2 separate regions of the Homo sapiens genome follow, and region 1 is linked to region 2. Evidence: read pairs that join two places in POLR2A ChIA-PET (ENCODE). Cell type or tissue: CD4-positive, alpha-beta T cell. All regions are shown on one strand.

What was found. ChIA-PET counts read pairs that join two places held together with the same protein. Peaks named below come from ENCODE experiments on the same cell type or tissue, not always from the same donor. Only the 100,000 strongest peaks of a DNase experiment are listed, where the experiment ranks them.
Region 1: POLR2A ChIA-PET joins it to region 2 with 9 read pairs; 11 of 35 experiments call an interaction of 5 or more read pairs at or near these places.

Annotation. Positions count from the first base shown.
Region 1 is chr16:84,646,356-84,650,355 of GRCh38, reverse strand. KLHL36 (kelch like family member 36) reads right to left here and starts at 1,845. Exons shown (of 5, transcript NM_024731.4): 1 at 1,707-1,845. It overlaps LOC105371376 (a long non-coding RNA gene), which reads left to right and starts at 777. Exons shown (of 4, transcript XR_933817.2): 1 at 777-864; 2 at 1,028-1,153; 3 at 3,800-3,920. RefSeq lists silencers at 1,272-1,551, 1,762-1,951, 2,012-2,181. In CD4-positive, alpha-beta T cell, no CTCF peak of the experiment used is centred here; DNase peaks (open chromatin) are centred at 1,255, 1,345 and 1,945; H3K4me3 peaks cover 1,594 bases; H3K27ac peaks cover 614 bases.
Region 2 is chr16:84,513,073-84,517,072 of GRCh38, reverse strand. The region is part of intron 1 of LOC124903735 (a long non-coding RNA gene); the gene reads right to left. Among named protein-coding and RNA genes, the nearest start is that of MEAK7, 10 kb to the right of the region's middle. RefSeq lists enhancers at 1,616-1,885, 2,056-2,135, 2,156-2,215, 2,246-2,295, 2,473-3,080. In CD4-positive, alpha-beta T cell, no CTCF peak of the experiment used is centred here; a DNase peak (open chromatin) is centred at 1,982; H3K27ac peaks cover 2,801 bases.

The sequences.
Region 1 (4,000 bases), 130 kb before region 2:
CCTGGATCCATCACCATGACACGCTGCTGAATGAGGCCCGGGTTCGAGAGTATCACACTTTAAAAATATCATGATGCAGATGAGGATGTGGTACAGTGATGACTACCATGTACACAGTACATTCTAGACACACACTGTCCCCAAGTGCTTCTCTGCATCTTCACTTAGTCCCCACTGCAACCCCATGAGGCCAGCACTGTGACTGGAGGATGCTGAGAGCAGTGAGGTGAAATAAGCTGCCCGGCGTCACACAGCTGGGAACTGGCAGAATTGGGATTCCAGCTCAGGGAAGCGCCCATGCTCTTAACTCTTAGGCTACACTGCCTGGCTCTTGGGTGGGGGATCACTGCAGACAGAGTTAAGCTTTGGTGTGTGGGGGGCGGGGGAGGCAGGGGGAGGGGCAGGTGCTTCAAAGATGGAAGGGAACACAGAGAAGGGACTTTGCCAACTAATATTAGCACAAGTCACATACTGAGACGAAGGTTTTAAAGAGGATTTTTTTCCCCCGCTATTTGAGTTCATGAGAAGAGTTTGTTACCTATTGAACAAATAGTCTTCACTAATAAAGAACAATGTGACAAGAAGTCAGCACTGTTCTTAGATAACTGGGGACACAGGGAGGGCACTCCAGTGTTCCCATGGAAGGAATGAATTCGGGCACAGTCCGTCCCGTGCAACTCCCCTAGGGAGAGAAGGGGCAACTGGATTCCTCTCGACAAACTAGAAACTTTGTGACAATGACAAGCTGTTCCCACCCCGGCCCTCCCCTAGGATGCTGGAGAGCCCAGAGAGGGAAGAGAAGAAACCCAGCGTTGGTGCGGTGCCCACCGCGGACTCGACTTCATTCCACCTTCACGCTGAGAGGTGACACCGTCGTTCCCACAGTGAGACCTGGCGCTCGGGTGCCCCAGGGGGGGTTGCCCAAGGTCACAGAACAGCAAGCAGCAGGTGCCCTCTCTCTCCACCGCCCCAGGCAGCCTGCCCAGAATCAACCAGGCCTTCTAACGCTCAACGCTTTATTTTCTAGGCCAAGATACCTAGAGAGAGTTCGCGGGGCCGGAGGCTCCCTGCTGTCTCCTGCAAGTGCGTGGGGGTGGGGTCTGATTTCCACCCGTGTTGGACGTCAGCGGCCTCCGACGCTTTTTGGAAGCAGGTGAAGGGTCAAGGCCACCCCCAAGCACAGTGACAATCCCAGGTCACTGGAAAAGGTCTTCCAGTAAACATGGGACCGCAGGCCCCGTCCGGCCGGGGGTTTCCCAGAGCGCCTCCTCCCCAAGCTCCCTCCCGACCTCAGCGTTGGAGAAAGCGACGCTGCTGACACCGGCTCGCCGGCGGGGTCTCCGGGGACGCCGCTGTCGTTCGCTCGGACCCCGCAGCCCAGGCGGAACTCAGCGCAACGGCCGCCCAGCAGGCTCCAGCCGGCGGCGAGGAGGCGGAGTCGGGACGGCCCGGGGCGGGGGCCACTCACCTGCCACGCGCGGGGCGGTCCGCACAGGCCGCACCTGTGTCACCTGCGGGGGCGGCGGCCCCTCCCCCGGCCGCGGCGCCCCCACTCGCCCACCCGCCCGCCCCGGCACCAAGGGGCGCAGGGGGGTCGCGGCTCGCGGTGGCCGGGGACCCTCCCGATCTCCGCCAGCTCCCCGCCCCGGCCGGGCGCGGCTTCCTGGCGGTCCCGGGCTGGAGGGTGGGCGCGCGCGGAGGCCCACCTGGCAGGACGCGCTACGGACGCGGCGGGGACAGCCCCGGCGGCGGGGCCGGGCGGTCGGGGCGGCGGGGCCCGGGTTCAGGAGACCCCCGGCCAGCCCGCTGCGCAGCCATGGCTCCGCCAGGAAGTGCGAGGCCGAGGGCGGAGGCGGCGCGCGCGGCCAATGGCGGCGGCCGCGGGGAGGCGGGGCCGGGCGGCGCGGGGCGGGGCCTGCGGCTGAGGGCGGGACGCGGGGGCCGTGGGGTGAGCTCGCAGGGTGGACGCCCCCCTCGTCCGCGCCCCGGGGATCCCCGGTGTCCACCCCACCACGACGCCCGACTCCGTCCCTTCAAAGGCAGGCCCCAGCCCCGCCGCGCGAAATGCTCCCTGGTGCCACCCACCGTCACGGACGCAGGGCCACGGCGGGGACCAGACACGCAGGGTCCCGGGCCTCGAGGCACCGACGCGTGCGCTGGGAGCTCTTTGCTGGCCCAGAGTCGCCGGGACGGGCACCGCGCCTCTCGCCTCCTTCCGGGCTGAGCGGGAGCGTCCCTGCGGCCACCCTGCGGCGAGGCCTTTGCTGACCGCTCTGCTCGAAGTCACAGCCCCTCTCTCTGCACCCAACTTCCAACCCCATGCTTCACTTGAGCTCTTATCAGCGTCTAATATTCCAAATAATGTACTAGTTTATTCGGTTTATTGTCTCTCCTCCCTACCAGAAGCCCTCCAGGGCAGGGTTTACTGTTAGTTCTATTCCTGACTGGGTCGTCGCCAAGACTGGCACACAGTAGGTGCTCAGTAAATGTGTATGGAATGAATGAATGTAACCTTCATCGATCCATCTATCAATTGTCACACTTCGCTCATGCTACAGCGGGATGAACCTTGGAGATGTAATACTTAGTGAAAGAAGCCAGACACAAAAGACCACACACTGTATGATTCCGTGTATGTGAAATGTCCGGAACAAGCCAATCCATAGAGACAGAAAGTAGATGAGTGGTTGCCAGGGGCGGGGAGTTGCTGGAGTGGGAAATGGCTGCTGAAGGATCAGCGATTTCTTTTGTGTAGTGCTCACTACAGCCTCCACCTCCCAGGCTCAAGTGATCCTCCTGCCTCAGTCTTTCATGCAGCTGAGACCACAGGTGCCGGCTGCCACACCTGGCTATTTTTTTTTCTTTGATTTTTATAGAGACAGGGTTTCAGTTTGTTGTCCAAGCTGGTCTTGAACCCCTGGGCTCAAGCGATCCTCGTGCCTCGGTATCCCAAAGTGCTGGGATGACATGTGTGAGCCAGCACACCCAGCCCACTTACAGGATCTTTATTTTTTAATTATTTATTTATTTATTTTATTTATTTATTTATTTATTTTTTTTCTTTTTTTTTTTGAGACGGAGTCTCGCTCTGTCGCCCAGGCTGGAGTGCAGTGGCGGGATCTCGGCTCACTGCAAGCTCCGCCTCCCGGGTTCACGCCATTCTCCTGCCTCAGCCTCCCAAGTAGCTGGGACTACAGGCGTCCACCACCTCGCCCGGCTAATTTTTTGTATTTTTAGTAGAGACGGGGTTTCACCGTGTTAGCCGGGATGGTTATTTATTTTTTTGAGACAGAGTCTTTCTGTCACCCCGGCTAGAGTGCAACGGCTCAATCTCAACTCACTGAAATCTCCACTTCCTGGATTCAAGCGATTCTCCTGCCTCAGCCTCCTGAGTAGCTGGGATTACAGGCGCCCACCACCACGCCTGGCTAATTTTTGTATTTTTAGTAGAGATGGGGTTCACCATATTGGCCAGGATGGTCTCAAACTGCTGACCTCGGGTGATCTGCCTGCCTCAGGCTCCCAAAGTGCTGGGATTACAGGTGTGAGCCAAGGATCTTTAAATGATGTTCTCACTGACTGGATTGCTGTCCCCCATCTCTCTCTCTCTCTCTCCCCTTTTCTTTGGGGACTGTACACATTCACCCTGCCAAGCCTTACTTGCCTGTCTTTGACCCTTCCTGGACCTGTCCCTACCCCAGACAAAGCTAATCCTCCTGTTATTCTGTCTCCATACCGACATGTGGATGGATCTCTGTTCTGACATGAATTCATGCACTGCCTCTCATTCATCCAACAGACTTTTCAGGAACACCTGCTGTGTGGCCGGCACTGTAGTAGGTGCCAGGGATACAAAGAAGAAACTTTCAGGGCTCTTAGGAAGACAGGAAAACAAGTCAATCAGCAATGGTCCTAGCGTGGTGAGTACTGTGTTGGGGCAATACACGGAGCACCAAGAGTTGGACATATTCTTTTTTACAGCTAGAGTTAAAGATTCTCT
Region 2 (4,000 bases):
CAGCCTGGGCGACAGAGTAAGACTCCATCTCAAAAAAAAAAAAAAAAAAAATTCTTTGTTTCTGCTGTTTATTTGCTGACAGTGCATGCGTTTCTTTTCCTTACTGTGTGTGGGGGAGTCTGTGCCATGTTCTTAAGTCCTCTCCCTTGCTGTTTTTATTTAACCCCTTCTGGGTCCCAACTCTACCTGGCGGTGCTTGTGGACTGACCCTTCTCACTACTAGCCCGTGTGTGAGCCTTTACAGGGCATCTCCTCTCCCTCTGGAGGACATGGTCTCTCTCGCTGCCTCCTGTGTCCCCTGCCTTTACGTGATGCCCAGCACATAGGCACTCAAGTGTGCCGAACAGTGACTCTTACAGGTCTGGTCTACTCCCACGGAGCCTAGCTCAGGGAGGTTAATTAACCCATCCAAAGCAACCGAGCTGTGGTCTGAACTTCGGAGCCGGTGCTGTCCAACATCCAAATACAGACAATGGAGGTAGAACACAAGCCCTGTGTGCGATTCTAAGGTTTTCATTGTTCATGTTTTAAAACGAGAAATGGTAACATTAATATGCTTTGAACCTAATATAGCCAAAATACTATTTCTACATGGAATTTCTATTTCACAATTATTTTGGGGCAACATGGAAGAGATCATCGTGGTGATGGAACACTTCTGTATCTTCAGCATAGATGGAATAGTTGTGTTTTGTAGTGATGGTCACACGACTCTACTACCCTCGTGGGGAAATGACAGAATTGGACACACACATTGATTGCATCAATGTCTCTTTCCCAGTTTGGATTAGGTGAGTTAGAACCACAGGGAAACTTGGTGCAGGGTATATTGGACCTCTGTGCACTGTCTTTGCAACTTTCTGTTGAATCTATAATTATTTCTAAATAGTAGTTTATTTTTTTGAGATGGAGTCTTACTCTGTTGCCCAGGCTAGAGTGCAGTGGTGCAGTCTCGGCTCACTGCAACCTCAACCTCTTGGGCTCAAGCGATTCTCCTGCCTCAGCCTCCAGAGTAGCTGGGACCACAGATGCCCACCACCACTCTTGGCTAATTTTTGTATTTTTAGTAGAGACAGGATTTCGCCATGTTGGCCAGGCTGGTCTCGAACTCCTGACCTTGGGTGATCTGCCTGCGTTGGCCTCCCAAAGTGCTGGGATTATAGGCTTGAGCCACTGCTCCTGGCCATAAAATAGTAGTTTAAAATGTGAGATTTTAAAATTTAAAAAAATCAACCAAGTCTTTGAACACTGCTGCGTCTTTCACGCTTATAGCACATCTAGGTTTGGACCCGAGACATTCAAGCAGCGGGTGTGGCCCGAGGCCACAGTGTCAGACAGCCATGTCCCTTGCTCCCTGCCCCAGCACAGCCTTCTTGAGCTGGGATTGCAGGAGGCCTGCACTGTCTCTGCCATGGACCGGTTGCCTGGTAGAGAAGCTACTGTCCTGCTTGGAGCCTCAGTTTGTGTATCTGTTAAGTGCGAAGAATGACAGTGCCTATCCCAGAGTGCTGGCTGCCAGGGTTAAGTGGGATGCTGCGTGTTCGGCACTTAGCATGGGCCTGGCCCATGGGCGGGTGATTGTGAGCCTGGACCACATCTACCTGTATTAATCATGTTTACAATCCCAAACGGCAGCTTCATCTGGTTGTACCTAGTGTTAGAAAGCCCTGCTGCCTCCCTCTGTTCATCTCCGCGAAACAGTCCATTCCTGGCCATGTCTTCTCCTTTGAACTGCTGGGCAGGAAGCAGAATGACCTGTCTGCATTTAGTCTGGGCACCGACTCCCTGGTTGCCCTCGATGCCTGGTGACTTCTGGAAAGGTGGCTTGCTGCCTGCCTGCCTGCTTGGAGGCCAGACCTTCTGTAAAGATCCGTGCAAAGCCTCTTTCGAAACTGAGGACTTCCGTCACCAGCCCTGGCTGCACGTTGTCACTGGGCCTGTTCACCATATAAGGCAATCCCTGCAGAGGCAGGGACCCAGGTAAGCAGGCGGCCCCACAAGCCTCGCTCCACTAAGCCACAAAGGCTCCCCAGCCGAGTGTGTGCACAGAGGACTTCAGCAACTAGGAGATTTTGTCACCTTTTATGGTGTTAGAAGAAGAAAAAGACCTGTGTACCACAAAAGCAGAAACAGAGCCTTAGCGCAGTGAGAACCGTGGGTTGAACTCACAGCGACTCTTACTGCAAAAGCAACGTTTTGTGAGAGGCCCAGGATGAAGCTACCTCTGCAGGGTGCCTGGTGCCCAAGATAAAGTGACAGGAGCTCTGAGCCTGGGGTTCCTGTGCAGTGGCAAGACAGCAGCGGCAGAAATCAGCTGCAGAATTTAAGTTGGTGGGGCTTTTGGATGGGGCATAACCCTCCCCCACGACCCCTCCTTAGCCTCGTGGCTCACCCACGGGGTCTTTCCCCACACCATCCTCCCCCAGATCAGGCTTCTCCACTGTCCTTGAAGCCTGTACTGTCGTCAAAGAACATCACCTCCCTCCACCCCCATTATTTTCATCCCAGTTCTGGGCTGCGGGCCACGTAAGCCAAGGTGGGGTGGAGAGTGGGCAGGAAGATCTTGGGGACACCTGAAGGATGAGGGAGGGAAGAACATGGGGACACGTGTTCCAGGCAAAGTGGAAAGGCCCGGGTGAAGGAGTTGAGCTGGGCCGTGCGCGTGGGGAGAGAGGACCATGGAAAGGTCGGGGTGAAGGAGTCGAGCTGGGCCCTGCATGTGGGGAGAGACCAGGCCCAGATGGTGGGGGCTGAGTGAGAGGGCAGCCTAGGGTGGTGGGCAGTCGTGGAAGGGTTTTAAAGTAGGTGAGAGGCAGGATCCATTTTACCTGGGGGAACTGAGTGGGGCAGGAGCAACCAACCGACCATTTGTTCATTCGGTAGCCATTTCTTTTTCTTTCTTTCTTTCTTTTTTTTTTTTTTTTGACTGGCTCTGTCACCCAGGCTGAAGTGTGGTGACACAATCACAACTCGCTTTAGCCTCTACATCCTAGGCTCAAGCAATCTTCCCTCCCCAGCCTCCCGAGTAGCTGGGACCAGAGACGTGGGCCACCACGCCCAGCTAATTTTTGACTCTTTGTAGGGTTGAGGGACCTCCCTGTGTTGCCCAGGCTGGTCTTGAAATCCTGGGCTCAAGTGATCCTCCCATCTTGGCCTCCCAAAGTGCTGGGATTCCAGGTGTGAGCCACCACTCTCGGTGAGCAGCTGTTTCTTGAGCCCCGGCTGCGGGCCAGACCAGGCCCAGGTGCAAGGGACATACACATGACGTCCCTGCGCTCAGGCTCTGTGTCTTGGTGGCACTTAGAGGACAGGGTGACAGTCTCCCTCAGCCTTTTGGACGCTGCTTTTCCTTTGCTGCCTTTTCCTGGATTTTTCTTGTTATCCGAAAGACCGCCAGGGTGGCTAAATGGTAGAAAGGAGAGCTTGGCGGGGGTATCAGTTTGCAAACTGGAAGAGACGGTCTCCAGTGTGTGCCAAAGGTAACCCCTCTTCCAAGAGGGGAGGAACAGGCTGGGTTTTATGCCTAACAGGGCCTGTAGCCCACAATAGTTGTACATATTCAGCAGGTTCGGGAGGAAGTGATATATATTTATGAAGGGAGCCGAGTGCATGGGCAGTGGGTAAACACATGTGACATACATATAACGTATATCACATGTTCACGTTGGAGTGAGGTTAGCATTAAAGAGAGGTGGAACTTGGCTCTTTGTGTGAAAAGGTGAACTGTAGGGCACACAGTCTGTGGGTAGCTTCTGTAAGCCGCCGAAACAGGCTTAAGGTCTGTAATTACTTATGGGAAAAGAATGTAAGTCCATTCCTTCGTCCGGTCAGAGTTGTAGCGGTTGGGATTGTAAATCAGAGTTAGGATAATTTGCCTGATAGCTCCAATTATTAGGGTGTTTTGCAAATGTGTTTTTTTTTTTCTTGCCGCCATAGGGATTTTAAAATTTGCCATGCCAGGCCAGGTGCAGTGGCTCATGCCTGTAATACCAGCACTTTG